4 separate regions of the Homo sapiens genome follow, and regions 1, 2 and 3 are each linked to region 4. Evidence: chromatin loops called from intact Hi-C (ENCODE). Cell type or tissue: dorsolateral prefrontal cortex. All regions are shown on one strand. Region 1 overlaps HIPK2 (homeodomain interacting protein kinase 2). Region 2 overlaps HIPK2 (homeodomain interacting protein kinase 2). Region 3 has its middle 20 kb from the start of HIPK2. Region 4 overlaps TBXAS1 (thromboxane A synthase 1).

Evidence for each region. Hi-C counts contacts between places; a loop is a spot of excess contacts. Peaks named below come from ENCODE experiments on the same cell type or tissue, not always from the same donor. Only the 100,000 strongest peaks of a DNase experiment are listed, where the experiment ranks them.
Region 1: it touches region 4 in a loop (5-fold over the local background); 79 of 110 quality-filtered maps call a loop at or near these places.
Region 2: it touches region 4 in a loop (4-fold over the local background); 71 of 110 quality-filtered maps call a loop at or near these places.
Region 3: a loop joins it to region 4, with 4 times the contacts of the local background. A loop is called at or near these places in 13 of 110 quality-filtered maps.

Annotation. Positions count from the first base shown.
Region 1 is chr7:139,615,611-139,623,610 of GRCh38, reverse strand. HIPK2 (homeodomain interacting protein kinase 2) reads left to right here. Exons shown (of 15, transcript NM_022740.5): 7 at 3,048-3,210. Among named protein-coding and RNA genes, the nearest start is that of CLEC2L, 96 kb to the right of the region's middle. RefSeq lists an enhancer at 2,661-2,720. In dorsolateral prefrontal cortex, CTCF peaks have their summits at 2,572 (motif pointing right) and 4,534 (motif pointing left); DNase peaks (open chromatin) are centred at 2,577 and 4,530; H3K27ac peaks cover 1,998 bases.
Region 2 is chr7:139,597,504-139,605,503 of GRCh38, reverse strand. It overlaps HIPK2 (homeodomain interacting protein kinase 2), which reads left to right. Exons shown (of 15, transcript NM_022740.5): 10 at 1,281-1,423; 11 at 4,908-5,087. All of the region lies in intron 2 of LOC105375530 (a long non-coding RNA gene), which reads right to left. Among named protein-coding and RNA genes, the nearest start is that of CLEC2L, 78 kb to the right of the region's middle. In dorsolateral prefrontal cortex, a CTCF peak has its summit at 3,210; no DNase peak of the experiment used is centred here; H3K27ac peaks cover 3,582 bases.
Region 3 is chr7:139,794,207-139,802,206 of GRCh38, reverse strand. It overlaps a transcript of TBXAS1 not described here. Among named protein-coding and RNA genes, the nearest start is that of HIPK2, 20 kb to the right of the region's middle. In dorsolateral prefrontal cortex, a CTCF peak has its summit at 3,114; no DNase peak of the experiment used is centred here.
Region 4 is chr7:139,997,653-140,005,652 of GRCh38, reverse strand. The region is part of intron 9 of TBXAS1 (thromboxane A synthase 1); the gene reads right to left. Among named protein-coding and RNA genes, the nearest start is that of PARP12, 61 kb to the left of the region's middle. RefSeq lists an enhancer at 2,971-3,030 and a silencer at 7,377-7,577. In dorsolateral prefrontal cortex, CTCF peaks have their summits at 1,575 (motif pointing right), 2,983 and 3,183 (motif pointing right); a DNase peak (open chromatin) is centred at 3,182; H3K27ac peaks cover 1,153 bases.

The sequences.
Region 1 (8,000 bases), 380 kb after region 4:
ACTGAACTCCGGTACAAAGGAATCTGGACCCATCCCTCCCCTACTCTTGTTATGGGATTTGTCCTTTTTTTCTTTTTTTTTTTTTTTTTTTTTGAAGTAGAGTCTCACTCTGTTGCACAGGTTGGAGTGCAGCAGTACGATCTTTGCTCACTGCGTCACTGCAGCTTCCACCTCCCAGGTTCAAGCGATTCTCCTGCCTCAGCCTCCCGAGTAGCTGGAACTGCAGGCACACGCACCACACCCGACTAATTTTTGTATTTTTAATAGAGACAGGGTTTCCCCATGTTGGCCAGGCTGGTCTCGAGCTCCTGACCTCAGGTGATCTGCCCGCCTCGGCCTCCCAAAGTGCTGGGATTACAGGCGTGAGCCACCGTGCCTGGCCTGGATTTGTCCTGTTTCTGAGTGCCATAGGGGTCAGCCACAGAGCTGTCCATCTGTACCACAAGAAGAAGAAAAGCAGACTTGGCAATTTACTGGATAGGGCTCCCATGATTTCAGTCTTTTGATATCACGGGTAAAATGGGATGACTGAGAAACAGCTACGGATAGGAGACTGAGGATAGGGGTGCCCTCTACAGAGGTCCTCTTAGCCGTCTGCACCAAAACAGTCAGATAGTCACCCCCATAAAGCCTGGGGCTTTAATGACCTCAGAGTCCTTCCACCTCTGGGTTCTGTAAGGAAGAATCAGTAGAGTGTTTCACGGCTTGGTCACATGGAGACCGTGAGCATCAGCAACCAATTCAGAACTTCATCTGGGACCCAAGAGGGGCACTGACAAGTCAGAACTCAGAAATTAGCCTAAGAAGGAAAGGTGGGTCTCTGAACACACCTAGGCTTGCCTGAAAGTAGGCCTGATCCCTAAAGTTCTCTAGAACTTGCTGGGAAAACCTTGAAGAACTCCAGGGCAAGGATAAATCTCCAGGCCCATGCAGCTGTAGCGCCCCTGCCCTGGGAGCTGAGCCACAGCTACTGGATTACTAGGTGAAACAGACCCCACTCCTTTCTCCATACCAGGATTCCAGTGCACAATTTTTAAAAAACCAATCTTCTTATAAACCTAAAGTGAAAGGACTTGCCCTTTCCTAAAACCCAAAACTTGAAATATTTCAGTTGGAAAATTCTGAAGGGGTATGGAAATTTTGTGTTGAATTGTCACGAAACCAAATGCTTTAAGCCCATTCCAAAAAGAATATAAAATGCATTGGTTTTATGCTGCAGCCTCCACGCACAAGACCTTGGTACTTAGTAGGAGCTGAAAACACACTGGCATTAACAGCATTATTAGGAGTATTTTTACCTACTGGATACCGCAGAATATGTTTTCTTTTCTCTTCAGCATCATCAGTCCGTAAATGGTTATGTCGTGTGCATGACGCAGCCAGTGTAAGTGGTCAGAATCTTAGAAAGAAGTAGGACTCTCTAAGTCGCGTCTCAGTCAGTCATTTGAAACTTGGAATGCATTTTTCACAGGATGTTTGGGAATAGCCCACAGACACCTGCTTAGCCCCAAAGATAGCATACCCACAGAGTACTGAAGTAGTACACGTTTGTAATCCTAAAATAGTAGAAAACTTTTATTTTACTCATTCAGTTATTACATTTTTTATAATTAAAATAGACATTTTGAGTTGAAAATTAAATGAGTTTTTTTTCTTTTTCTTTTAATTTTTTTTTTTTTTTTTTTCCTGAGACAGGGTCTCACCCTGTCACCCAGACTGGAATATAGAGGCCTAATCATGACTCACTGTAGCCTCGACCTCACAGGCTCAAGTGATTCTCCGACCTCAGCCTCCTAAGTAGCTGGGACCATGCGCACGTGCCACCACAGCCAGCTAATTTTTATATTTTTTTTGTAGAGAATAGGATCTCCCTATGTTGTCCAAGCTGGTCTTGAGCTCTTGGACTCCACCCACCTTGACCTCCCAAAGTGCTGGGATTAAGGCGTGAGCCACCCCACCCAGACTAAAAGGGATTTTATTATCTTGAATATTAGCATTTGAGGAAAAGTAAGTTTAACTACAAGAAATGAATGAGAAGCGCTGTATAAATTCTGAAGGACACTTTTTGGTCGATTTTCAAGAATTTGGGTGGCTGAAGCCACTTGTGGCTTTCCTTTTCCCTGATGCTGGTTTCAGCACCACTTTTATACTTTACTTTTGTAGTTGGGGTTTTGTTTTGATACACAGATGCAATGGGGGAAGAAAAGGAGAAAATTTCTATTTCATGTAGCTGGACAAGACTTAGACAAGAAAATGAAGGCTGAAGTTGGTGAAAGAGGACGTATGTGTATACACGAAGGTAGCCAGTGATTACCTATCCTTGGCAAACTCCCTACCTCCCTAAGCTTCAGCCTTACTCGTGAAGTAGGGACGAGAATCATGTCTCCGTCTTATGGATGTTGCCGGACCGAGTGAGAGGTTGCAGAGTATTATTATTAGGACACTAATAAATGTTAACCACTATTATTAATTATTAGTATTATTACTGTTTCCATTACCTACCTGCACAACCCCTGTGGGAGAAAGTGTGGCAATAGGGTCACCATACTGGGTTGGAGAGTTCCTTGGCCGTCCCCTAGGTGGTGCTGGTGACCCAGGGTAGCTGAAGCAGGTGACTACAAGGGTTGTCTTTGGGAAAGGTGGAGGCGGGTTATAAGTGACTAGTTAATGTTCCCATTCAGAGAGCTTATACATTGGTTTGTGGGCCAGAAACCAGGCTGAGAGTTGAGAATGAGCAGTGATGCTGCAGGTGGACCTGATGTGAGAATGCAGTGTGAGCAGTCAGTTTTGTTGTGATATATAGAACCTATATGGAGAAAGGGTAGTAGGGCACTGGAGAAAATTCATCTGAATAACCGTGCCTGTTGCAAATGCACAGGCTTTGCACAAGCAATCCAAGAAACTTAGACCTAAAGTTTAGTTTCCCTGCTTGTCCTGTTTACTGAATTAACCCTTCTCTCCTTTCCTTTGTTTTCTCCCCTTCATCCCACGTTACCCTCTTCCCCTCCCCTTATGTCTCAATATGCCTCTGCCTTTTGCATGAACAGCGTCAAATCATGTTTCCAGAACATGGAGATCTGCAAGCGTCGGGTGAATATGTATGACACGGTGAACCAGAGCAAAACCCCTTTCATCACGCACGTGGCCCCCAGCACGTCCACCAACCTGACCATGACCTTTAACAACCAGCTGACCACTGTCCACAACCAGGTAAGTGGGAAACAGAAGGGAAGGAGAGGCGGGGCTGCACAGTGTGAGCCTCAGGACTTGTATTTTCCATCATACCTAGTCAGGAGGCAAAATTCCTGCTGTCATGTTCAACAACTAAACAAAGTATTTGCATCCAAGGTTATTTCCTTTGAGGGACCCAGGCACATTTTGTGTTGACTTCTGGCCCCATTGACAGGTCCCAGAAAGGACTGGTGAGGGCCATTCTTTCTGAGATGGTTCCCCTTACTGCTTTCCTCTGTCCTGATGTGGGAATAGGGGGAAGGGGGTGCTATGATCCTTTTATGCCTGATATGTGCCTGGTAAAGAATTCTAGAACTGGCCAGGCACAGTGGCTCATGCCTATAACCCCAGCACTTTGGGAGTTCAGGGTGGGAGGATCACTTAAAGCCAGGAAGTTCAAGAGTAGCCTGGGCAACACAGTGAGACGCCATCTCTACAGAAAATACAAAAAATTAGCTGGGTATGGTGGTGCATGCCTATAGTCTCAGCTACTCAGGAGGCAGAGGTGAGAGAAGTGCTTGAGCCCAGGACTTCAGGGCTACAGTGAACTATGATTATGTCATTGCACTCCAGCCTAGGGGACAGAGTGAGACCCCGTCTCAAAAAACAAAGAAAAAGATCATGGAAACATGGATTTAATCTAAAAAAAATAAAGATTCTAGAACTGGGAAGGACTCAGGGAATCACCCAGTTCAGGCCCTTCCCCTCGTCCCCACATGGCTGGATCTACCTGATCTCCTTTTGGGACAGATAAACCCTGTCCTTTCTCCGAGTCATGGAGAAAATCAGTTCATCAGCCTGTCACCAGAATCCCAGCAGCTGGAACTAAATGGGATCAGGAAGCTAAGGTTTTCTTCCCACAGATTTCCAGGAAATTGGCAGAAGGAGCAGCTAACATACTGCTTGAAACTTGGATGACACCCAGGCAATATTTATTGAATGAATAATCTCCAAGTCTGAGCTGAGACTGCCTCTAGTGTCTAAGAAACTGTAACTCCTACTCCCATCTTTCAATCCTCCTAGTTCCCCTAAAGAAGGGCCCCCAGATTTTTGTTCTTAATATCAATCTGGAATGAAAAGACTTCTGTGTGGATGTGTGTGTACCTGAAATGTGAATACCTTATGTCCATTCTTTTTGAAAGGTCCCTCCTGTCACTGAAGAGTCACTGCCCCCTGCTTTTCAGCCGCTCCCCTTCCCACCCTTTTCCCCTAGGCCATCCTTGTGGCACATTGGCCTGCTCAGGCCTAGCTTTTCTTCCCAGCCTGCCATCTCCCTTTGCCCAAATTCTAGGAGACACCACCTGGTATCTGCTGCCCTCTGGGGGCCGTTTGCATTCTTGAAGCTCTCCTTAGGGTGAAAGAGCTGTTGGGAGTCCGAAAACTAACCTTGCCCAGCCCTAAGGCTAAAGCATCCATAGCCAGACCTGTGAGCTTCTTGACAAAAATCAGCATGGTTTTGTTCATTACCTCCTTGAAGACATTTGTTTCTCCCACCAGCCCTCATGAGGCACCTGGTCTTAACTCCCTAACCCCAAACTACCTGTCCCCATCTAACATCTGCCCCATCAGGTATCAAAGGCATCTGTGAAACAGGAGGAAGGAGCACCCCTCCAATGCAGGCGTCATGTCAAGTGGAGTCTCCCCAGCAGGCTGTCCTTCCCATGGATGTCTTTCTGCCAGGCTGGAGAACTGTGGTCCCTGACCAGACGCGGGGTGGGGGGCCACCGCCATCTTGCTGGTGATATGACAGCCAGCATATCCACTCCAAAGGGTGTCGCAAAGACTCTGCAAAACTAAAAGGGTTGCTCATCAAAAGGCAGTTGTCAAATAAGAACACCCGTCTTCTCCACGGCACTGAGACCATCCAGATCTGGCTTGGGACTGGGGTGAAGTAGGAGTAGCTGGTAACTTAGTGTGATGCTTGGGCCAGAGTCGTGGGTAAGGGAAAATGACATCCCACAAAAGCAAAGGGTCCAAGAACAGGATTTCTGTTCTCTTGCATTGGATTCTACTACTCCCTACTTTTGAATACATCAGGAAAAAAAAATTACTCAGGACACACCTAGCCTTAAGCACTAAGGCATGCTTTCCCTCCACTGATACTGTTGTTATTAAATAACATCATTACTAATAGCTAACACTTATTATGTGCCAGGCTTTACTAAGCGTACCATAACTCTTAATCCTCCCAGCAACGTTGTGAGATAGGTTTTATTATTATCATTTCCATTTTAGAGGAGGAAACTGAGGCACCGAGTGATTAATTCTCTTACCCAAGGCCCTTGCTCGTTCATGAGAGGTGGGCTTAGGCTTTGCAGCCAGCAATCTGGCTTCAGAGTCTGGACTCTTAAAATATACATACACAGCAGCATAAGTAAGTCTTAAGTAAGTCTTATGGAGGTCCCCAAATGCCTTTCCTAGGTGATGTCTGCTCTTTAAATCCAACAAGACTTCTTCTGTTCATTGCTGGTTCTAGTAGCTAGCTTTCTACATGAGCTCCTTGGAGCTGTTTGCCCATTTAGATATTTAGAAGCAATACAATATATGCATAGTTTTATGTTAGAAGTTGAAGGACATTAAACTACTTAAAGAATCTCTTGCTACCTTTAACATATATCCAGTAGACTAACCAAAGAACCATTTCCCAAATGATCATGAATCTACAATCTTTTAGGTCTCAAGGAAGCTGGGTCAATAATTCATAACCCGTTAAGTCTCAAGGCAGCTGACTTCCTCTACTTTCTAAAACTTTCAGGTTACCCAGTTGGTAACATGTTGAATAATAAGTCTTCTCTCAGCTATTCCTTGTTTATCATGTGGATCAGCAACTTCTCTAACATTTCCGTGGAATTCTATTATTTGGACCTAGCCTTCTACCAAGAATTTGAATTTGAGTTTATAGACCAAGCTCAAACCCCTTCCTTCTGGAACCATTTGAACGTCTACTACAACTGCTTCCAGGAATCACTTCTTCCATTTTTGGAAAACCTGTGTCATCAATAAACTTGCTTTTTCACTAGGCACAGTGGTGCACACCTGTAATCCTAGCTATTTGGAAGGCTGAAGTGGGAGGACCACTTGAGTCAGGAGTTCAAGTCCAGCCTGGGCAACATAGCAAGACCCCAGTCTCTGATTTTTTTTAACTTGTTTTTTCTTGTTATTACTATCTGTCAGCTGCAAGAGCTCTTCCCAGTTCTCTGTGTGCTCCTCTCTGGCAAGTGATAGGCTAGCTACCTTTCTGAGAGCTAAAGGAGGATATACAGAAGTAGAAAACTTTTTGTTGCCCTCACATGGGCTTCTTCAACTGGTCCTTAAGCAGGGTTCGAAACTAGGGGAAAACCTTATGCATGTCTGATGGTCACACTGGAGACTGGGTCCATATCAGGACACAAGTGCCATTTGTCCTTGAGTCTACAGAGCTGGAAGATTCAGCCTCTCAAGGAGCTCATGGTCTCCATGGTGAGACAGGCTGTAAGCAAAAATAGTTTAATCAAAATGCAGAATAGCATGTACTAGGGGCCAGGTAGACAAACAGATTATGTGTTACAGAATCGAGAGGAAGGAGAGACCACTGCAGGCTGGAGGAAAACACCACTAAGACACAGCCCCTCCCTCCCAGGAGACTTTAGGCTGGAAAGACCAACTGTACTGTAAGGCAGATTGTAACAGGAGCTGGGCTAGAAGGCTATATTGTACTGTGTGATAGCAAAGGAAGGAGCAATTCATTTCCATTAATGGTGTCTGAAAGGGTTTCACAATGGGGCATGTGGGACCCAGGCTAGGCCTTAAAGCCCAAAGGCTTGGAGAGAATGCTATGGGTCAGAGAGCTTGTATGAAGGGAAAGGCCTGTGCTCACAGTATGCTTGGAAAACAATGAGTAAACTAATCTTGGTGTCAGAAGAGTGGAGAGCAGAGGGAGATAAGTCTAGAAGGTAAGGTTGGCCAAACCAGGGAAAACAGGGCACTAGACCAGGCGCATACCATGTTCATCAAGCTGTAATTGGGATTTTGGAGCAGGGGTGCTGACATGCACAAAGGTGTCTTGTGGAAAGAATGATCTACCCTCTGTGCTCAAGAAGGCTGGAAGGGAAGTAGAGACCAGAACATTTCTAGTCAGGGCCTTATAGGTCCCAGGCACCAGGAAGTCACAACTGAAAAGAGTCAGTGGATTCCAGGGACATCAGGAAGGAAGCAGCAGCAGGAGCAGTGGCTGGCAAGAAAGTGGAACCACCGAGCAGAAGTTTGGGAACCTAGAGGATACAGGTGCCAGGACCCCCAGCAGGGACACCCACAGGGGCTAAGGGCTGGGGGGAGTCTAGATATGAGCAGACCATGGGGAATGTGGAGGGTTGAGGGGGAAGAAGCCTCCGGAAGAGATCGCGATATGGAGAAAACAGGAAATACAAGTCATGTCATCTGACAAAACACAGACACTGATGCCCACATATGTACACACGTGTCCCAAGCAGACTATGCGACGCTGCAAAAGCACACCCACTTTAAAATATGTGGCTTAAAATCAGACATCTGTGCCACTCAATTTCGTGATTATTTTCAAACAAATCAATTTGCTTTGCAATGAAATTTAGCACAAAATCTAAGTATAGAAAACATATGTAAAATAAGACTTTGTCCTTTTTATCAAATGTGACATCCATACACACCCTACTTGAAATTCTATTTGTGTCCAAGATATCTTCGTGGTTTCTTCCTATGTATTCCCTGGTCCTTGTAACTTCTAGAGGCAAAACCTCTTGTAGACAGTGCTG
Region 2 (8,000 bases), 400 kb after region 4:
CACAGTTTGTGAAGCACTGCATTCGATAAATTACCCAATGTTAGTCACATCCACTCTGATAGAAAGAGAGATGGCTAAGATATCAAACCTTTAAATATTTGATCTGTCCAAAAGGTATTTTACCTTAGTGACTATGCTTTAAGTGTCCAACTTTAGGCAGTGGTATTCAGTCTGAATCATCTAATGACCAAAGACAAGCAGAATAGTGATCATGGATTAAAAGAGCTTAAAACACAACATACACACACACACACACACACACACACACCAGTGAATCTATCAAGGAAGAATCACAAACGTTCATTTTAGATTTCTTAGAAAAATTAGGTTCAAGCAGTGACTTCCGCCTCTCTCTCATTTTTGCTTTGAGAAATCAAAGTAATTCTCAATTAAGCTATAGTCACAGCTAAGAATTTTACTTCATACTTGCTTGCTCTCAGATGTAGGTTCCAGATATTTGGTGATCTTAGAATTGTGTAAACTTAGATTCAGAAGATAACACAAGCTGGAACCTAGATTCTAATTGATAAATCAAAGGTAAAATGTTAAATAAAGGATACTAGGCAGAAAGCTTCTTGAGGGCCAGCGGTCACCCTCATCTAGCTCAACTCAACTACCCTAATCCCCTGTACATAGTTGTGGGACAGAACAAGTAAATAAATAAACTTTCAGAAACTTCAAGCATTGCTCATTAGAGCAAATTTATAAAGAAATCATTCTTCAACATGAATGAATCCCTTCCATACAGCTGTGTCCCTGTACTTAATTATCTTCTACTTAGTTCATATATGTTCTTTTTTTTTTTTTTTTTTTTTTTTTTGAGACGGAGTCTCGCTCTGTCGCCCAGGCTGGAGTGCAGTGGCGCCATCTCGGCTCACTTCTTCAAGCTCCACCTCCCAGGTTCATGCCATTCTCCTGCCTTAGCCTCCCAAGTAGCTGGGACTACAGGTGCCCGCTACCACGCCCAGCTAATTTTTTGTATTTTTAGTAGAGATGGGGTTTCACTGTGTTAGCCAGGATGGTCTGGATCTCCTGACCTCGTGATCCGCTCTCCTCAGCCTCCCAAAGTGCTAGGATTACAGGCGTGAGCCACTGCACCCGGCCTGTATGTTCATTGTTTATCTCCCCTTACTTTAGTTTTTGAGGCCAGAGACCAGGCCCTCACTCTCACACCCATGAGAATGTCTAGCACAACCCCAGGCACAGAATAAGTGTGGGTTCATGCAAATCAATTATGTGATTAGCAAACATGGTCATTGCACATGTCCTGTGTTCTACAGCAGGCTTGGCCAAGTGGGACCCAGCAGATCCTGCTTCCCCCAGCATGGCAGCAACTGACTGGAGTGGCCACCCACACATCAGTGCAGCATGCCACCGTGATTCCCGAGACCATGGCAGGCACCCAGCAGCTGGCGGACTGGAGGTAAGCAGGAAACCCCTCTAGGGTGAGTGGGTGTGTCTGGGATGGGAGGCACGTCCACTGCCAACACAGGGCTGCCAGGCTGGCCTGTACTTCAATTCCCCGGTTTGTAGAGAGCTTTTTAAAGCTTCTAAAAATATTGTGTGGACTATGAGTGCAGGGTAACAAGAAGCAATTTTTAAATAATATACCAGGATACAAGAAAATCAGTTTCATTAATTTATGCTTGGTTGTCATTTCCACCCAGAATTCAGTTATGTCATTTACTCATCAGTGTAATTCACCAGACTTGGTTCTGGATGATGTTTGGTAGTTTCTCAGAATTAAATTCTACGTTCAGAAAACAAAGGTCTGTCACCAGTGAAAGAATGCAGAAGAGGGTCCCCAAAGCCCTAAGCAATTCTAGAAAGTGTTCTGAAGATGTTTGAGACGGGGGTACTCTGGAGTCTATCTGACCTCCCACGGGATGGCTTGACAGAATGGGGTTTATTTGGAAGGGTAAATGCTGGCATGTTTGCTGAGTGTGCCTCTTCAGTTAATAGTCATATCTTACAGATCAGAGTCTACTTCCCACACACCCCAGAGGCGTCCACCTGACTGCCTGCCAGCACAGCATACCCCCTGCATCTGTTTCCAGAACTCTACCCTGCCCAACTCATGATTTCCTCACAGATGCGCTCCTCTGTTATTTTTATGGCTAGATACCCTTGTACCTTCCCCCGAACACCACCACAATGGCCCCTTCACCAGTGCAGAGCCAGATGGCAACCCTCCAAGTTGTCCCCAACTCCTCATGGCCCTATTGGGCTATCTCTCATTCTGCACGAATATCAGGACAGGTCACTCCCCTCAACCCCCTGACAGCCTCCATATCACACAGGGAACCTCCCACAGTTCTTATTCTGACCTACAAGGCTATTGTGAATTAAGATCTCTCCGAGAAAAGAAGAAAGGTGGTGATATAAGCCCCCAGTCAGACCCCTACTGCAGCTTCCTCCATTCCTCCAGTTCATTTTCTGCCCAGTACAGAGTACCTGGGCCCTTCCCCACAGTCCCACTCACTTCCCTTCTGGCAACGCCCTCATGCCACCACTCCAGCCTGGGCAACAGAGTGAGACTCCATCTCAAACCATGTAGAGCTGAGTTCAATCCTGGCTCTGCATGACCTGGGGCAAGTTAACCTTTATGCACCTCAGTTTCTTCTTCAATAAAGTGGGGATAGTAATGCCTGCTTCACAGGATTGTTGGGAGGTTTAAAGTAAGATAAAATACAAAGCACTTGGCCTATATTTAACATGCACCATCGCAGTGCCCGGTACATGACAGGCATTAAATAAACCTGTCATCTTCCCTCCCCACTATCACATCGGCCCATGCTCAGCAAGATTGCCTTTCCTCCTCCAGCTCCTTAGGAGCAGCCGAGTGGAAAGCTGTCTGACCAACTGGGTTTTTTTTTTTCCCTCGCCCCTTTTTCTCCTAAAAGACCACACACATGACATATTCCTTTTTTTCCCTTTTGTCTTTCAGCATTTATAGCTCATCTAATTTCAGAAATACACATACACTTACTAATTCCTACATATTTTCTTATTCCTCCTCCCTCCTTCCTTTCGTTTTGACATCTCTTACCTAGTGACCACAGGAGACATCTAAAGCCAGCATACTCTCTTCCTGGTCTCTCTCCATTTCATGTGTGAGCCAAAGAACATCTATTATTGTGGCTAACAAACAGAAGTACCAGTGCTAGGCCTGACTCAAAAGAGAAAGAGTGCCACCTGTCTACAGGAGAAAGAGCTACAACAAAATAAAGAAGCCATAATATCAGTTTCTTGGTCGGATGCAGTGGCTCACGTCTGTAATCCCAGCACTTTGGGAAGCCAAGGCAGGCAGATCACCTGAGGTCAGGAGTTTGAGACCAGCCTGGTCAGCATGGCGAAACCCCGCCTCTACTAAAAATACAAAAATTAGCTGGGCGTGGCAGTGCACGCCTGTAATCCCAGCTACTCGGGAGGCTGAGGCAGGAGAATCGCTTGAACCCAGGAGGCAGAGGTTGCAGTGAGCCGAGATCGCACCACTGCACTCCAGCCTGGGCAACAGACTGAGACTCCATCTCAAAAAAAAAAAAAAAAAAAAAGAAGCCATAATATGAGTTTCTAAAGTCCATGTAAATGCCCAAAAGGCGCTATCAAAATCCCTACAAAAGTGTTCATCTACTTCTTTTTTCCTGTTCATCCTTTTCCCCATGTTGCAACAATAGGTTCTTATAATTTTCTAAAATTCAAATGAATTATCCTTTAGCTTTGAATTTTATTATGTGTTAAATGAGCTCTTATGGGCCAATCTCTGAGTCAGTCACCACCTTTAACATTTCTGTGGGAAAACAAGGCTTTAAGCTTCATACAACCCAAATTATAAGAATTGTGAAACATAACCCGTTTTTAGGATGAGGGCTGCCAGTATTTCTATCATGACTGTTATTAATTTTGATTTAATACCAACTTTATACTTGTCTAGTCAACCTTCAGTTAATCTAATTATTCATTCAGCAAGCGTGTAATTAATTGATCAGCTGCTATATGCCTGAGCATTGTTCCAGCCACTGAGGGAATTCAAAAGAACATTAACACTTCCTAACACCAGAAGCATATGGCTCCCAGGCTTCAAAGTTTGTTTTTCACGTAAAGTATAATTTCTTCTTTAATAAAATGGTATTGCTAAGATATCCTGCCTACGTCACAGAGTGGAATAAAATAACCCATTGAAGACACTGTGTAAATTCCGCTTTTTCTTCATTTAAAAATTTTTTTTATAAAATTAAGGTGAAACTTTTTTTTTTTTTTTGAGACAGTGTCTCGCTCTGTCACCCAGGCTGGAGTGCAGTGGCACAATCTCGGCTCATGCAACCTCTGCCTCCCAGGCTTAAGTGATCCTGCCACCTCAGCCTCCCGAGTAGCTGGGCCCATAGGTGCACCCCACCATGCCCAGCTAATTTTTTGTATTTCTGGTAGAAAGGGGGTTTTGCCATGTTGCCCAGGCTGGTCTCAAACTCTTGAGCTCAAGCCGTCTGCCCTCCTCGGTCTCCCAGAGTGCTGGGATTACAGGTGTGAGCCACCATACCTGGCCTGTAAATTCTAAAATAGAATATTGTTCAGGATAAACACCTAGGTGCTCAGGGACTTTAAAAGTTGGAGGGAATATTTATCTCCAGTCCCTAGAACTTAAAAACTTGGAGCCGGTGTACTTGGCATTCTTCCCACTTGAAAGTCCTCTTTCTCACTCACAGCCAGTTATGTTTCACCTACTCCTTATGAGTAGAAGAAACCCACCCGTTGAGCACACATGGCCAGGCTCATCCCTTCAGCAGCTGCACAGCTAGTGAGATAACCAACTGCAGTCAGCGTTTAATTGGGGAGGAAGCTTGATCTTATAGAGGAGCTCTACTTTTAGAACACCTCTAAGGCACCTTGTTGTCCCGGTTGCCTTTCAGAAATACGCATGCTCACGGAAGCCATTATAATCCCATCATGCAGCAGCCTGCACTATTGACCGGTCATGTGACCCTTCCAGCAGCACAGCCCTTAAATGTGGGTGTGGCCCACGTGATGCGGCAGCAGCCAACCAGCACCACCTCCTCCCGGAAGAGTAAGCAGCACCAGTCATCTGTGAGGTAGGTGGTGAGAGCCACCCTAGGGAAGAGAAATCCCAGGGGATGTGAGTGCTAAAGAAATGTAGTTTAGGGAGTATCAGCACCCACTCTGAACATGGGACAGTTGCATGGGATGGGGGCACTCCTCTTCCTGCAGTGACTAGCAAAACATCCTGTACCACCTGGTTTGGCCTAGGGTTTGCAGGAAGCACTTGGTTTAAGACCGTGGTAATAGTGTAGGGATGGATGCAATGGAATCTTGCAGTGGGCAAGAGAGATTGGGCTCAACTCCATACAGCGTGGGCGAGTGAAAATTTATAGCCAAGGCAGGGTTGGGGGGTGTCGGTGGATGGGAAGTTACTAAGAGGAAGCATCAGGGGTAAGGGAGATTCTGCCTAAACTGACCTAACAGGATTCTTGCTAATGACAGGCCCGGGTGATCAGATATCACACCTGGAGGATGAGGAACCTCATCAGATATCGAGGGTGATCAGATATCAGGGATGGTGGGTTCTTGCTAAACTGACTTAGCAAGGTTTTTTGCCAAAAGTAGATTGTACAGCAGAGTGCACAGTTAGACCTAGGAGAAGGTTCACAAGCCTGACTAAAGTTTGGTGAAGCAAATTATCTTTTGTCACTTTCTACTTGTCTGGAGAACACTCAGCTTCACCTGAAGTTTCATTTTGGAAACAATTTACCATAATAATTGTTTTAAAATATTTTAAAATGTTGAAGTTGTTTAAAAATGTTTTAAAAAATACTAAAGAAATGTGCTTTCTTTGTATCTAAGATCAGAAGTTTAACTGATTTAGCACCTTGCTTAAATAGAAGCAATAGCTTGTTTAATCCCAGACACTAACCAGCAGAACACAAATCTTTCCCATTCCCTTTAAATCCATTCTCATCTCAATGAACACTTTGAAAAAATCAAGGTCAACAAAAGGCTGCATGCTGTATGATTCCATCTATATGGCATTTCGGAAAAGGCAAAACATAGAGACAGAGATCCGATTAGGGCTTGCCAGAGACCAGTAGGAGAGGAGGAGATTGACTGCGAAGAATCCTGAGGGGAAAAGCTCTAAGTCTGGATTGTAGGGGGGGTTATGACTGTGCATTTGTCAAAACTCATCAAACACTTCAAAGGGAGAAATGTTGCTATATGTCAGTTATACCTTAATAAACCTGACTTTTTAAAAAATGGAGATTTCCAAGCCAGAGAGAGAGAGAGAGATCGTGTGACTACAGGATTGCTCCTGCATCTCTTCCTAATGGCACAGCTTTGAGGTGCTTAATTGCTTATTTGCGATAAGTCAATCAAGAGAAATCTGGTATACAAAATGTCTAGTGATTTTGGTTTTCTGCTTCCTCATATAAGCAGATACCAGAAACTAGGCCTTTTTCTTTTCATTCTTATTCAAAAATTCATCCAAGGGCTGAAGTTGTCATCCTCCAAGATTCCTTATTTGGGTATTTCTGACAACTCAGGGAAATTTATCTCAGATCATTGGCAGCTTTCCAGAACGCTTTTGTTTGGCAGCCTTGTGACAGCTCACCCATGTCATTATTAGACTGGGTGGCAACAAAGTCCACTGTCTCAATCCTCATGGGCTGTCATGCCCAGCAAGGTCACATGGAGCACTACTCTGTCCCAGGACTGAGCTTAGCATCTTTGTGGTTCACCTTGGCTGAGTAGGGGCAGTAAGAACCCTTAGCCTCCCAACCTGTTTAGCAAGTCCCTCCTTTTTGTTTACTCACCACCCAGCTGACTTCATGAAGCCTCATTGCCAGTACATTTCAAGATCGATATAATTATAGTGAAAGGTATGTATTTGCTTATTTTTAAGACCAATGCCTTAGCAAAACAGTCTGAAAGACCAGAAGTCTCTCCCTTGTTGGTGATGTGGCCAGGCATACTTTTCCTTAACAATGCCAAGTGGAGATACTAAAACCATTGGTAGTGAAAAACATAATCTTAAAATTGTAATGTATTAGCAACGACAAATACATAGGTTTATAGTAAGTACAAACAATGGTACAATCATATCAGTGAAACATATTACCAGTCCCTAGAAGGAGCAAGCAATGTATCTGGCACTAGCTAGATAGGAAAATAAATCCACCTTTATTGAATTATTTTCATTTTACTGCCATCCCTTTAGCTAGAAGGTGCTAGAATCTCTAAAGACATATAAAAGTCTGAGTTTCATTATACATTGCTGTTAGTCTCTCACTGCATAGATACTACAGGTTGAGCATCCCTAATCCAGAACTCCAAAATTGTCCCAAATTCGGAACTTTTTGAGGATTGACATGATGCCGTAAGTGGAAAATTCCACACCTGACATGTGGTCTCAGTCAAAACTTTGTTTCATCCAGAAAATTATTATAAAATAATGTATAAAATGACCTCAGGCTATGTGTATAAGGTGTATATGAAACAAAAGAATTTTGTGTTTAGACTTGGGTTTCATCCCCAATATATCTCATTATGTATATGCAAATATTCCAAAATCTGAAAACAAAAATCCGAAACACTTCTGGACCAAGCATTTCAGGTAAAAGATGTTCACCCTGTGCCAGAGTCAGTGAGGATCTAATAGGGAGGGGAGAAAGTATTTTTCCCCTAAAGTTACCAAAAATCACACTGGTTAATTTAGTAAGGAATTTCAAGTTGATCAAAATTAAGATTAAAAGTTCTCTTTTTAAGAGTGCTTTTTCAAAACTCTTGCACTTTTCCAAATTTTCTATTACAATTTAGACTAATGCGCCTCCCATGAGGCTCCACGAGGCAAAATCCAGAAAAATCATTTTTAAGGTTTTTAGCAATTATATGCACACAAATACTTTGATGGTCATGTTCTTTTTCCAGAGGAGGAAAGAAGGAAAACTGAACCACTGGTCACCAAGGTTAGGTCCTTTAGATCCTGAAACTCT
Region 3 (8,000 bases), 200 kb after region 4:
ATTTGAACAACACTTAAAACAATATTTAAACTACATTTGATGGAGGGACAGATAAAAATCTCAGACTCCATGAAATAAAAGGTAAGAATGAGATAAGCCAACAAAGTGATATGAGAGAGTTGACACAGTTAAGAAAATAATGTGACTGGACGTGGTGGCTCACACCTGTAATCCCAGCACTTTGGGAGGCCAAGGTGGGTGGATCATCTGAGGTCAGGAGTTTGAGACCAACCTGGCCAATGTGGTAAAACCCCATCTCTACTAAAAATACAAAAATTAGCCAGACACAGTGGCGTGCATCTGTAGTCCCACCTACTTGGGAGGCTGAGGCAGAAGAATCGCTTGAACCTGGGAGGCAGAGGTTGCAGAGAGCAGATATCAGGCCACTGCACTCTAGCCTGGGTGACAAAAGGAGACTCTGTATCAAATAATAATAATAATGACATGGAAGAATTGTAAATAAACTTAGCAACCACAGTGGTTACAACTGGCAATGGAAGATAATTCAATCAGTGAAAAGAAAGCTAAGCATAGGACTGTATTCTGTAATGCAAAAGAAAAGGACAAAGATTAGCTGGGCATGGTAGCAAGTGCCTGTGGTCCCAGCTACTTGGGAGGCTGAGGTAGAAGGATTGTTTGAGCCTGGGAGGCAGAGGTTGCAGTGAGCTGAGTTGTGCCACTGCACACCAGCCTGGGTGACAGAGCAAGAACCTGCCTCACAAAAAAGAAAAAAAAAGGACAAAGAGATCAAAACTATCAGAAACAAGGTCTAGACATAGAAAGACAGGTGATAGAAATCTAGTTTTGAAGGAGAGAGAAAAAAAGAACAGAAGAGCTATTTAAAGATATTAGAAAAGAAAATATTTTTAAGTTGAAGCAAGACCTGCATTTGTAGATCAAAGCTCATCATATGTTAGCCCAAATTAATAAAAAACAGACCTAGATTTAGACATATTGTAGTGAAACAGTTAAATGTTGAAGGGGAATTTAACAATAATGTTAAAAAGCCAATACAAAGAAAACATTATTTTATTTAAAAACACATAAATGGAAAAATGTGGTCTGTCCTTGATTAGGAAGAGTTTTGATATTGCAAAGATACTGATTTCCCTCAAACTAACTGATAAGGTTAATGTCATCCCTAGTAAAATGCCAGCGGCATTATTTTTAAAACTGTCTCAAACTGTTTCTGAAATTATTCTGGAGTAATAAAAGATATTGATGGGGAGACACTGAATACAGGGAAGGAACAAATGAGAGTAAGGAAATATAGTTAGCTATAAACTATTTTGTAAGAAGAAGAAGAAAGTTTGGATGGAGTTGAATGAGTTTTTAAACATGAAAACAACAAGTAAGCAATTGATAACTGATAGGAAAAGACTAAAAATTTAGGTCAGGATTCCAGAGGACATGAGGAAATATGAGAAGGTCACAAACACTCTCAGATAGAAGGGAGAATATTCTATCCAAAGAGTCTGAAATCATCAAGAAACAGTAATATTAAAATAGTAATTATAATAGCTAACATATTGACCATTGCGTGGACAGCTGGAGAAACGATGGTTAACAAGACAAACACTCCGGGGTCTTTCGGAGCTTCAGGTCTGGGGGAGGCAGAAAAAAGATGAGGAAACAAACACAATCATTGCAAATGATAAAAAGGTATGAAGGAAATAAACAGGTAATAAGAATAGTGGCGGGAAGTGGGAATGACACTACTGAAGGAAGTCCAGAAGGGCTTCTCTGAAGATATTTAAGCCAAGACCTAGGAGATGAGAGGTGGAATGGATCAAAAAGCAGGGAGGAGGGTCATTAGGTAGAGAGCCTGGCCAGAGGTGGAAACGTGCTGAGATCAGTTCAGTCAGGTGCATTGAGGTCTTCGAGGAGGGAGGGAGAGGATAAGCCATGCAGGACCTTGGAAGCTACTATAAGGATCTTGGATTTTACCCTAGGTGCAATGAGAAGCCACTGGAGGCATGATACAACCTGATTTGCATTTTTAAACATTCTGGGCCACTGTGTAGAAAATGGATTGACGGGGCCAGAGGGGAGCAGGAACTGTCAGGAGGTTCTTCCAGAGTCTCAATAAAGGGTGGCATTGCCCTAAACTAGGGTGGTGAGCATGGAGAAAAGAGCTACAGGGAAACTCTGGAGATCCAGTCTGTGGGACTTGCCGACGGGTTGTTTAAGGAAGTGAGGGAAGACAGAATGATCCACACATTTCTGGCTTGGAACCTAGAAGTGGAAACTCTCCACTGGATAACAAGATGTGGATAGAGGGTGATGGGATATGGGCAGATAAAACGGTAATGAGGCTTGTGGGGTAGGGCCAGGCCTACTGCCCTAGGAAATTAGGAGACCTCATACACTCTGAGTCAGAAGCCAAGTGAAAGCCACATTAAGGAAGTTGTTCTACAACATGTGTGCTGGCTAAAATAGAAGGAGTCAAGTGGGAAGCCAATAAATGAGGACCTGGGCTTAATTCAGGGCAGCAAGAATGGCAAGGAAGGAACTAGGAAATCATTTGAAGAAAAATTTGGCAGCATATTGGGCTGGGCGTGGTGGCTCATGCCTGTAATTCCAGCACTTTGGGAAGCCAAAGGGGGGTGTATCTTTTGAGCTCAGAAGTTCAAGACTAGCCTGAGCAACATGACAAAAACCCATCTCTACAAAAAAATTTAAAAATTAGGCCAGGCATGGTGTAGTCCTAGCACTTGGGAGGCCGAGGCAGGCAGATTGCCTGAGCTCAGAAGTTCAAGACCAACCTGGGCAACACGCTGAAACCCCATCTCTACTAGAATACAAAAAATTAGCCAGCATGGCAGCGTGCGCCTATAGTCCCAGCTACTTGGGGGAGGCTGAGGCAGGAGAATTGCTTGAACCCGGGAAGCAGAGTTTGCAGTGAGCCGAGATTGTGCCACTACACTCCAGCCTGGGCAACAAAGTGAGACTGTCTCAAAAAAAAAAAAAATTAGCTGGGCTTGATGGCGTGCACCTGTGGTGTCAGCTTCTCGGGAGGCTAAGGTGAGAGGACTGCTTGAGCCCAGGAAGTGGAAGCTGCAGTGACCAGGGATTGCACCACTATACTCTGGGTGGCAGAGTGAGACTGTCGGAAAAAAAAAAAAAAAAAAGCAGTGTATGGAAGTAAAGAAGAGACAATCAAAGGTGACAATGGGAGAGGAATGGTGCTAATGTCTGACGGCAGGTGGAGAAGGAGGCTGGTTCTGAGAATGTTTCAGAGTGAGGACAGGGCTCCCAGATGGAAATGTCTGGCAGGCAACTGAAGTTACAGAACCAGAACTAAGATCTGAGGTCCAGACTGGCTGGCAAATGGGCCACATCCTAGAAAATGGAGGGTAATTCAATCTTTCACACACGGAATCAGAATCTTCTAAAAAATTAGAATACACACTTAAAATTCAAACTGCATTTGCTGGTCACACCACTCTACGTAATTCATTTTTCTTTGAAAATTCCGAAGCTTCCTTGGGTTCTTGTGCTTCAGGGTCACGATCAGGAACATGAATTATGGTTGGTATGAGACAACTTTATCTGAAACAGAACTACCATGGTTTGGGAGCAAATGTTCTCTTTGAGCCTCGGTGTAGGAAACAGACAAAGATGCTGATCTCCTGCATAGAAGGTTTCTATTCTCACACTTCTCAAAACTGACACAGATCACTATTTTTCAGCGTTAGCCCAGCTGACTTGCATTTTGTTTCCTGCTCTCGCTTCCACGTGTACCTTGTGAGCCATATGTTAGGCAGTTAATAACGTAGTTTCAGGAACAATACACCTGGCTTCCTCTGCTCACAGCACAGTGGAAACTTGGCTCCACCCATGCGGGAATCTCCCTGTTTTCTCCTCGGTTCGCCTCCCTTGCTGACAATCTCTTTCTCCCTCTCCTTGGCATCCATTTCTCATCTTCCTACCCTTTCGTGTTTTCTTCTCTTCCTGCTTCACCGGCTTCTTTCTTTTCCTTCTGGCTGGCGTGTCTCCCTCTTCAAGCTGCCTGCTTCATCCATCTTCTCCCCTACAGAGCTCAGAGATTTAGAACAGCACTTGCTTGAATCTCATTGTCTAAGCAATGACTGCCCTCCCTGACTTCTGTCTGTTAAAAAAAATAAAAATAAAAATTCTTGTCATTTGAGCTTCATGACTGCCTGAATTCTTGATACACTAAGATTTATTGTGTGTACACAATGGCGACCCCCAGGCTAAGCACTTTGAATGCATATCATGAGTGTTCCAAGGAGAAGAATTTCAGGAAGCATCTCTTTGTTCTATTTGGAAAACATAATTTTTATAATTATTCAAGGAGGTAATGCATGGAATCAAATGAATGCTGTGGCCAGATCCATGGCTGGGGTCCAAGGAGTCACTCTGAGGGCAGTGTGGCTTTTTTGAGGGAAGTTTGAACACTGTATCTCAGCTGTGAGTGGACATTACAGTGGTCAGCAGTACTTACTGCCTGTGCACTGACCCTTTACTTCATTCGTCTACCTTTTCCTCCATCCCACTCCCAGCCCCTCACCCTAAAGACTACACAGGAATGTAAAGAGTTGGTGAGAGTTGGGAGATTTGTTTGGGATAGGAAATGTTGGCAGAATAGGCCATCTTACAAGGTACTTTCTAGCCAACCAGCTGAGTCACTACATGGTGAAGTTAGTTTATAGTCTTTGTGAAGATGGATGGAATAACAAGACTTTGCAATGCTTCATTCCAACAATTCAGTCACTTTAATAACCAAACAAGATGTTACTATGTGAGGATCAATGCAGGGCCAATGGCTAACACTGTGGCCAAACCCCTGCCTGACCTCAATGACCAATGCAAGCAGAGCCACAGGGGAGAAGTAACCCGGTCAGCCACCCAACTGTGTTCTTTCCGAGTTGAACACACAACACTGAACCTGGACCCACTGCTCCCTAAAATGATTTTCTGTGGCTCCAAATAATCATTCTGCTCCAGGTAGTTATGGCTCTTCCTCAAAGCTTCTGTGAAAAATACAAAAACAGACAAAGAAGAAAGAACTCTTTTAAATGGCAGCAAGGTCTAGGTAGGCCTTCTTTCTATTTATGTGTAAAACTCGCTAATTATATTTTAATGGATTTTCTTCATGTTGAAACGTGTACATTAAATGTGGAGCCTTTCATTGACATTAGAATTGGCTGAGTCTCTATCATGAGAGCATATCTTACCAATTCTGTTAGTTCATTTAAAAATGGACATTGTGTCGACATGTCAAGCGCAAGTTTAACTGAGCTTAACAATGACGGATACAATTTTCAAAAAGTTAAAATACATGCATTGTATTAAGGCATTGCCTCTTCTTTATCCCAATGGTCATTAGAGGCTGCAGCCAAAATCGGAAACTTCTCTTCTTTTTTTAGATTAATAGACTTTATTTTTTAAGAGCTGTTTTACATTTTTAGAAAAATGAGCAGAAAACAGCATTTCCATATAAACCTGGCCCTCCTTCCAGTTTCCTCTATCATTAACATCTTACATTAATGTGGTACATTTATGACAATCAATGAGCCAATATTGATATGTTATCATTAACTCAAGACCATAGTTTACATCAAGGTTCACTCTTTGTGTTGTACATTTTATGAGTTTTGACAAATGTTTAATGACATGCATCCACCATTGCAGTACCAGACAGGATAGTTTCACTGGCCTGAAAATCATCTGTGCTCCACGTGTTCATCCCCTCTGTCTCCCCCAGATCCTGGGAAACCACTGTCTTCTTCATGTCTCCATAGTCTTGCCTATGCCAGAATATCATAGTTGGAATCACACAGTATGCAGCCTTTTTGGATTGGCTTGTTTCACAGTGCAGTATGCATTTAAGGCCCCTCCATGTCTTTCTGTGGCTTGATAGCTTATTTTTATCACTGAATGCTATGCCATTGCATAGATGAACCCTAGTTGGTTTATTCATTCCTTTTCCATTAAATACCGCTATGTGCTCTACATTTAACCAAGTTCTATGAGGATACCAAAAAATTCTACAACAGCTTTCTCCTCAAGGTTAGTCTAATTATGAAGATATATATTAGGCAAAATGATATAAAAGTATATTTTAAGGCAGTGAAGTATATGGTTTGTTCTAAACAAATGTGATCTAGAAAAGCAATGTTTTCAGGGGAACATGATCCCCTGAGATTAGACACATATTTTTTGTGTATATGTGTCCAGGGTCCAAGGCATTCATCACATTCTTAAGGGTATATAATATGCCCCCCACGAAATTAAGAACTACTGCAGAGATGAAGAGGGGTGCAAATGATAATCAGTTGCATTTGTAACTGGAGAAGAGCTTGTGAAGGAGGTAGGGCTTGGCCTGAAAACAGAAGGGTGGTAGTAGGGCCTGGTTACGTAGGCAGAGGAGTGGACAGAACCAGGAGAGGTGTGAAAGGGAGGCGGGGTGGTGAAACAGTGAGGAGGAACAGGTCTACTTTGAGTTAAGAAAGGGAAAGCTGAAACTGGATCCCTTCCTTACACCTTATACAAAAATCAATTCAAGATGGATTAAAGACTTAAACGTTAGACCTAAAACCATAAAAACCCTAGAAGAAAACCTAGGCATTACCATTCAGGACATAGGCATGGGCAAGGACTTCATGTCTAAAACACCAAAAGCAATGGCAACAAAAGACAAAATTGACAAATGGGATCTAATTAAACTAAAGAGCTTCTGCACAGCAAAAGAAACTACCATCAGAGTGAACAGGCAACCTACAAAATGGGAGAAAATTTTCGCAACCTACTCATCTGACAAAGGGCTAATATCCAGAATCTACAATGAACTCAAACAAATTTACAAGAAAAAAACAAACAACCCCATCAAAAAGTGGGCGAAGGACATGAACAGACACTTCTCAAAAGGAGACATTTATGCAGCCAAAAAACACATGAAAAAATGCTCATCATCACTGGCCATCAGAGAAATGCAAATCAAAACCACAATGAGATACCATCTCACACCAGTTAGAATGGCAATCATTAAAAAGTCAGGAAACAACAGGTGCTGGAGAGGATGTGGAGAAATAGGAACACTTTTACACTGTTGGTGGGACTGTAAACTAGTTCAACCATTGTGGAAGTCAGTGTGGCGATTCCTCAGGGATCTAGAACTGGAAATACCATTTGACCCAGCCATCCCATTACTGGGTATATACCCAAAGGACTATAAATCATGCTGCTATAAAGACACATGCACACGTATGTTTATTGCGGCATTATTCACAATAGCAAAGACTTGGAACCAACACAAATGTCCAACAATGATAGACTGGATTAAGAAAATGTGGCACATATACACCATGGAATACTATGCAGCCATAAAAAATGATGAGTTCATGTCCTTTGTAGGGACATGGATGAAACTGGAAAACATCATTCTCAGTAAACTATCACAAGAACAAAAAACCAAACACCGCATATTCTCACTCATAGGTGGGAATTGAACAATGAGATCACATGGACACAGGAAGGGGAATATCACACTCTGGGGACTGTTGTGGGGTGGGGGGAGGGGGGAGGGATAGCATTGGGAGACATACCTAATGCTAGATGACGAGTTAGTGGGTGCAGTGCATCAGCATGGCACATGTATACATATGTAACTAACCTGCACAATGTGCACATGTACCTTAAAACTTAAAGTATAATAAAAAAAAAAAAGAAAGGGAGAAGACAGAAGATTGGCTAGAAAAGGGAAGTTCTTCAAAGTCCAGAAGATATCTACACTGGGATTATAAAGCACAAAATGTCTTGTTCATCCCATATAGAAAGTGTTGGCTGGGTGTGGTGGCTGATGCCTGTAATACCAGCACTTTGGGAGGCCAAGGTAGATGGATTGCTTGAGGTCAGGAGTTTGAGACCAGCCTGGCCAACATGGTGAAACCTCATCTCTACTGAAAATACAAAAATTAGCCAGCATGGTGGTGCATGCCTGTAATCCTAGCTACTTGGGAGCTGAGGTAGGAGAA
Region 4 (8,000 bases):
GGTTTGGATGGTTTTCCCAAAGCTCTCCCGTCTGCATTTCTGGGAACGGTTCTAACTTTAGAAGGTTATCACCCAACCCCACACTTCCCACTCCCATCACAGGCCACTGGGGCAGCTGGCTGAGCAAGTGACCAATGAAAAGGGCTCTGTGCGGGGGTTAATCCTCTGTGGCGCTGTCTTGAGAGTCTTCATAACTTTATCTTTTATTTATTTATTTTTTTTTTGAGACAGAGTCTTTTTCTGTCGCCCAAGCTGGAGTGCAGTGGTGTGATCTCGGCTCACTGCATCCTCCACCTCCCGGGTTCAAGTGATTCTCCTGCTTCAGCCTCTCAAATAGCTGGGATTACAGGCATCTGCCACCATGCCTGGCTAACTTTTGTATTTTTAGTAGAGATGGGGTTTCACCATGTTGGCCAGGTTGGTCTCCAACTTCTGACCTCAAGTGATCCGCCTGCCTCGGCCTTCCAAAGTGCTGGAGTTACAGGCGTGAGCCACTGCACCCGGACGTAACTTTATCTTTGAATCTGTGCTTTGGAAGCCTGGCTTATGCATGGCTCCACCTGTGGCTGCCTCCCACGACCAGCTCTCAGCTGCCTGTGCTCTCCACCTGGCTTCCCCCTTTCTGCCCTGACCTATGGCCACTGTTGCTGTCCACACTTCACAGGGTCCTGGGTACAGGCACAGAGAGGGCCAGGATAGGGTGCATGCACCCTGCAGCATCTCGGGTTGGCATGGTGGTGGCCGTCCCTGCCCTAGGCTGGCAGCACACAGTGTATGTGGCGGGGCCGGCCGGAGGCTGTTTCTCGATGGGGGCAAACCTCTGCCCACCCCTAGCCCAGGTACTGAGGGTGTCATAGCACAGAGGTTTAGAGATCCTTGGAGGTTAGTCTGCTGTGGCTGGCTGGGGAAGGCTGTGGAAAGGGGAGACAGCTGGACCAATTTCCCTAGATCCTGCCTCCCTGGCTGGGTCTCAGTGCATGTGTCTGGTGGCTGACAGGGCCCTTGGATGCCTGGAAGGGTCTGGACTCCCCCCGCTCATCCAGTATGTCCAGGCCTGAAAGAACATCCCCGTTGGGCAAACCTGGAGGCAACTTGTCTTCCTGCTTCCAATCTTTATGAGTTTGGTTTGTGTTTGTCTCTTCTGGCCAACAAGTCACAAACACCAATTGTGTAATTTCAGTGGTTCTGCATATAAGTTAAACGCTCTGAAATTTACATTTAAAACTGGCATTGTTTGATATAAAGATGAATGGTAAAATGCTTGCTAATAATTTAACATTGAGTTTTCTTTACTTAGAACAACAGTAAATGGAAAATAAAAAGCACCATGACAAGTCGAAAAAGAGACTGCAGAAGAAACAAAGAAGCTCGCTGAGTACCACGATGGACACGTCCCCCTGCTTTGGGAATAAAGGCTACCACGCTTTTATTTCTCACTGGGCCTCACAGATCCTGTAGCCAGCCCTGCAGGCCAAGATTGACTGGCCCAAAGGGGCCAGTCTGGAAATTTCGATCTGGGACAAAGAAAAAAGTTTTTCTCCAGCAGGTGGCGATTGAACACAGGGAAGTGGAGACCCATTGTTGGCCACATTCGGCCTTGTGGATTAATGAGCAGAAAACAGCAGTTGGCCTCAAGAAAGAAGAAATGAATCAGATGTATACAACAAAGCAGAAGCAAAGGACAGAGAGACCATTTCTCGGTGCCCCATGGAGTTCCAGTTCCTGTTGCCATCTGCTCCTGGCAGGTAACCCTGTGGGTGGCATCTTGGTCCCTTCCAACAAGTTCTCACTTGCAGCTGAAGTTAGCAACATTCTGAATTCCATTGTCTGCAACCAAACGAATCTTAACAAATGCAGGAATATGCATGTATCAAACAAGAAACAGAGGTGCGGTACACAAAAATAGGGAACTATATCTCAAAAAGAAAAACTGGATCTGGAAGCAGCATCCCTAATGGGTAAATGGTGTTGGTTCCCCGAAGAAAACTGTATGGCTTGTAAGTTGTCACGGTTTGTCAAAGAAAGAAAATTTTTAAAGATAGGCTAAGCGAATTTTGTATTAGAAAATCAAAGTCTTTACTCTTTCCCTAGATAGGCTTTTCTCTTTTTAACTGTGCTTCTAGGCTTTTAGATCAAGATGCACATGTAGGCCAGGTGCGGTGGCTCACGCCTGTAATCCCAGCACTTTGGGAGGCCGAGGTGGGTGGATCACCTGAGGTGAGGAGTTCAAGACCAGCCTGGCCAACATGATGAAACCCTGTCTCTACTAAAAGTACAAAAAATTAGCTGGGCATGGTGGTGGGTGCCTGTAACCCCAGCCACCCTGGAGGCTGAGGCAGGAGAATCGCTTGAACCGGGAGGTGGAGGTTGCAGTGAGCTGAGATCACAGCCTAGGCATCAAGAGCAAAACTCCATCTCAAACAAACAGACAAACAAACAAAAAGATACGTATGTAAAGACCATCTTGGTTCAGCAGTTCTCCATGTGGCTGCATGTTAGAAACAGCCAGCTTTTTTTTTTTTTTTTTTGAGACGGAGTTTCGCTCTTGTTGCCCAGGCTGGAGTACAATGGCCCGGTCTCGGCTCACTGCAACCTCTGCCTCCTGGGTTCAAGCAATTCTTCTGCCTCAGCCTCCCGAGTAGCTGGGATTACAGGCACCCACCACCACGCCCGGCTAATTTTTGTATTTTCAGTAGAGATGAGGTTTCACCGTGTTGGTCAGGCTGGTCTCGAACTCCTGACCTCAGGCAATCCGCCTGCCTCGGCCTCCCAAAGTGCTGGGATTACAGGTGTGAGCCACCGCGCCCAGCCAGAAACAGCCAGATTTTTATATGTTTTAGTATAGATGGATGCTTGGGCCCTACTCCCCAGTGTTGGTCTGAGGTGGGGCCTGGGCACCAGCTCTCCCTTTTTAGCCCCCTGGCTGTCCTAATGTGCACTCAGGGGCATAGGTCTTTCCGACTGTCTGTCTGAGACCTACCCTAGCGCTTCTCCACACCTGAGGAATGAACGGATGAGGCAGAAGGACGCACACACCTCCATGTCTTAGTCGAACCAGCGAGACAACAAAACTCAAGTCCCTATCCCACTCACTGGCTGGTCCACCCAGCAGTTGCTGGCTTTGTCTGCAGCTTTCAGGAATAGCAGGGACAGAACGGTCCTGAGCAAATTCTGCCAGCAGAGGGCAACAAGCGCATGCTAAATGAGGACTCCCCGTCCCGGGAAAGGACCTTGGAAATCCTCCCAGCCATCCTTCCTTGACAGAGAGGAGAAAAATGAGGCCCAGAGAGGAAGGCCTGTGAACCCAAAGTCTCAACATAGAATTTATTATAAGTCCTCTTTCATTCAGCAGTTCCTCAGCGGGCACCTTGGATGGGTCAGGTGCGGGACCAGGTGCTGGGGGTCCAAGGAGGCTCTGTCCATTGAGGAAACCGATTCCTAAACAAATCATGACATGGATGTGTAAAGTGTTATCGAATGTGCTTACGAGGAATGCAAAACCAGTTCTGTTTAGGAGATCCTTCATTTACATATTCAAGGAATACATATGGAATTGGCGAGCATGATTCACCAGGCACTGTGCTAGGCCCGGGAGACGTAACTTTAAAATGCACGGACATGTCCTAGCCTCTCGGAGCTTCCAGTCTATCAGGATGCAAACAAGTGGATAAGGGTGAGATGGGAGAACAGATGAGAGACACACATCTCCCACATTTGGGATCAGGGACTCTGTGAGGAGGAAGCGACAATGTCCAGGCTGAGATTTTTAGGATGAGTGAGAATAAGCCAGTGAAAAGTGGATGGCCTTGTTCAGAGGCTGCTGCAACCAACCTAAAACAAATATGAATCAATCAGGGAACTGTGAATCCAACAGGATATTTGATGCTCTCAAGGAATGAACATTCATTTTGGTTTTAGTTGATAATGGTATTGTGGTCATGTTTAGAAAAGAATTCTTATCGGCCAGTCACGGTGGCTCACGCCCATAATCTCAGCACTTTGGGAGGCCAAGGCAGGGGGTGTCACTTGAGGCCAGGAGTTCGAGACCAACCTGGGCAACATGGTGAAATCCCATCTCTACTCAAAATAGAAAAATAGCCAGGTATGGTGGTGGGCGCCTGTAATCCCAGCTACTTGGGAGGCTGAGGCAGGAAAATTGCTCGAGCCTGGGAGGTAGAGGTTGCGGTGAGCCGAGATAGTGCCACTGCACTACAGCCTGGGTGACAGGCCCTTGGCACACCTGGTCCTCTGTCAGTACATCCAGGCACCAACGTTACCAACAGCTAGTGAGGGTGCTGTGGGTCTGCTGGGCCTGGAGTGTCTCAAAAATGTGGGGGACTGAGCAGAATATTCTCTTATTTCAAGCCAGGAAGCACCTGAAGCTTCTATGTTTCCAAAAGATAACATGAAAAGCCATCCCCCAGGGTTCTCTCTGCCTCCTGTTTCAAAGGCCAAATTACTGAGAATTAGAGCTGGGGGGAAATCTCAAAATCAACCTTTGCTGTCCACACCCAATGAGGAAGCCCCCCCTGCAGCGCCTCCCCTTGACCTTGGCCTGGCTTTGGGTCCCACAAGGGAGGCAAAGGGCAGGGTTCTGTTCCGGGTCTGTAACCCTTAGCCATGGCCTTGGGCCAGTCGTCAGGACAGTATCTACAGGACCCCTCGTCTGTAATGCTGTCCCACCCATCTTGCAGAGTAGAGTGAACAAGAAGATGAAGGTGGAAGTCTTTGGCAACTGGAAAGTACCTCCTAAGCAGGTGATATTTCTGTTTGAACACATTCAGTGGCGGGAAAGCTTATTTCAACATGAGGCGCTCTGCTCTCTCTATTGAACTAGGCTAATAGGATGTGTTAAGGGAGAAAGAAATTCTAAAATCCTATCAAATTCATTTCAGCTGGGACTTATTTTATAAAATAACTGCTCTTAGAGGGTTGAAAATTAAATATTGGGAAACATGGAAATAAAATAAACAGAATCTTTACCTAGTGATTTACATTCTCAAACCAGAGTTTCTTCATTTTGGGGGAGACTTTTTCATATGTAGTTGATTTTCAATGGGCAGTAACTTCTAATTTTATTCCTAAGATTCTTGGTCTCTTAGTCTTTCCATCATATAGTTTAGGATCTAGAAACCAATATGTGTTTGTTTATTTTCTTGCTCTGTGGCCCAGGCTACAGTGCAGTGGTGCTGTCATAGCTCACTGCAGCCTTGAACTCCTGGGCTCAAGCGATCCTCCTGCCTCAGCCGCCAGAGTAACTGGGACTACAGGTGCAAGCCACCATGCCTGTCTAATTGTTTTTTGTTTGTTTGTAGAGATGCGGGGACATCTCACTATGTTGCCCAGGCTTGTGTTGAACTCCTGGACTCCAGTGATCCTCCAGTCTCAGCCTCCTAAAGTACTGGGATCACAGGCATGAGCCACTCTGCCTGGCCCAATATTTAAATACATTTAAATACAATAGATTAACCTGATGGTTTAGGGAACTAACTCTATGGGCAATCTATCGATAAATCCTTTTATGTAGGAAATAACAGTACTGCCCTCTCCTATTAATCTCTTTTCTATATTTATCATTTTGTGTATCATTTTCTCTGAAAGCTAGACACACACACACAGTCACACACCTACACATACGCCACACACTGGGTGTGTGTGCAGATGTCATCTGGAGTATAAATGAGAAAAAGAAAATAAAAATGTCATTGCTTTCACAAAGATTTTTCCTGGAGATTCACGGACCTAATAGAAAAATTATCATTTTTCTATGTTGTTAAAGGAAATAGAAGCAGAGGTGGCTTCAGTTTTCTTCTTCAGAGCAGTAGGAACAGCAGCATCTGTAGTAGTTATGCCTACCCAGCTGTCACTAGACTTGGTCTTATACTAAGAAGTAGGCCAAGTGATGCTGGCCCTTGCCCTCTAGAAGCCGGAGCTGGAAATCCCTTAAGCACGAGGACAGCTTGGGGCAATACAGCCATATGAAGAATAAAGATTTCCATTCACTCTGATTCTCCAGGGACCGTGGGACTATAATATGAAACCAAGCCGTGGAAAATGGGGTGACCTTCGCTTTGCCCTTCTGACCATAAACCAGAGGCAAAGCCCCTCACCCTTGCAACTGGTTTTTTGGAGACAGAGTCTTGCTCTATCCCCCAGGCTGGAGTGCAATGGTACAATCTCGGCTCACTGCAACCTCCACCTCCCGGGTTCAAGCGAGTCTCATGCGTCAGCCTCCCAAGTAGCTGGAATTACAGGCGCTCACCACCATGCCCACGTAGTTATTGTATTTTTATAGAGACGGGGTTTTACCATGTTGGCCAGGCTGGTCTTGAACTCCTGACCTCAGGTGATTCACCCACCTCGGCCTCCCAAAGTGCTGGGATTATAGGCGTAAGCCATGGCGCCCGGCCAGCCCTGAGTTCTTATGGCAAGGTTGGGAGGGAGCTGAGGTTCTCTGAGCTCTGACATTTCACCTTCTAGATCCCATAGCTCTGTTGTCTGAGTGGGTCCAGTGAGCAGTTTCAAGGCTTGCAGGGAGATACGATGGAGGTTTGGTTATGAGAGGGGGTGATAAATCTTTCCATCCACATTGCTGGCTTCCCTGGCCAATGCCCAGAAAGTTCTCTGTGCTAGCTTCAATAATTTGGCAGATTTAGATGTTGAAATTCATCCATACTCGAGAAAAAGTAATTAAGAGAGTGTACATGGCATCTATTTATACCTGCTTTAGAAGGGGACAGAACCCGTCTCATAAAAACACAGAGATTTTTCCAGGTGTTTTTGTACTCTGAGGCCCAGGCCATTAAGGGATTAGGTGCAGAGATGTAATGAAAAAACATAAACCAGGCTGCGTGCGCACACAAACACACAACCCACGGGGCATCAGTCTTCTCCATGATGGCTCTGGGCTGAGCTTCACTGACAGTGCTGACCTGCTGCAGAAATTGCTGTCTGCAGAGATCTAGAATAATAATAGTGTTTTGCCTTGTGAAACACTTTATTGCTCACCAATGGATTTTTACATCCATTATACCATTTGGTCTTCACAACCACACTGTGAGGTAGGTAGAGCAGCTTTTATTGTCTATTTTATAGATGAAAAAAAACCAGATATTTGGAGAGGTGAAGTGACTTGTCCCAGGTCGCACGGCCAGTTAATGGTAGAGTTGGAACTGAATCCAGGTCTTCAAATTCCAAGCCTTTTCCATTACCTGGGCCTACCTGGTCTTACCTTCCCTCCCTCCAGCCTTCCCTCCCTTCCTTTCCTCTTGTACATTTTATGGAAGAATAACACGCATATGGAAAAATATGACACAAACACAAACTTAGAGCTCAATGAATTTTCACACTGTAAGCATTCCTGTGTAACCAGCACTTAGACCAAGACAGAACCTTCCAGCACTTGGAAGCACACCCGTGGCCTCTCCCGGTCACATGCCCCTCAGTAGTAACCACTGTCTTGACTTCTAACACGAGAGATTACTTTTGCCTCTTTGTCTTGAACTTCCTATAAATGAAATATTTCCATGCAGGCTTTTCGGTCTGCCTTCTTTTGCTCAGTTTCATGTCTGTGACAGTCACCCATGTTGTGTGTTGTGGTGTGTTCATCCTCATGATTTGGTGCTCCATTGGGTGAGCTGCCCCGATTTATCCATCCTTTTCCTTGTCAATGGACATTTGAGTTGTTCCCAGGTTGGGGGCCATTATGAATAAAGCCTTATGAACATTCTTGTTTATGGCTTTTGGTGAACAGAGTACAGGTTTCTGTTGGGTGTACATCTGGGCATGGCACTGCCGGGTCATGAGGGATGTGTATGTTCAGCTTTAGTAGATATTGCAAACAGTTTGACAGACAGGTTGTTCACACTGCCTAAAATTTTAACAGTGAATCAGTTGAAAAGCAGCCTGTTGACATCCTAGTTTCTTCTATTTACTCTAACTGCAGGCTCCTCCCCAGTTTCTTCTCCCTTCCTTGCTAATATTCTGAAATGTAACCACTA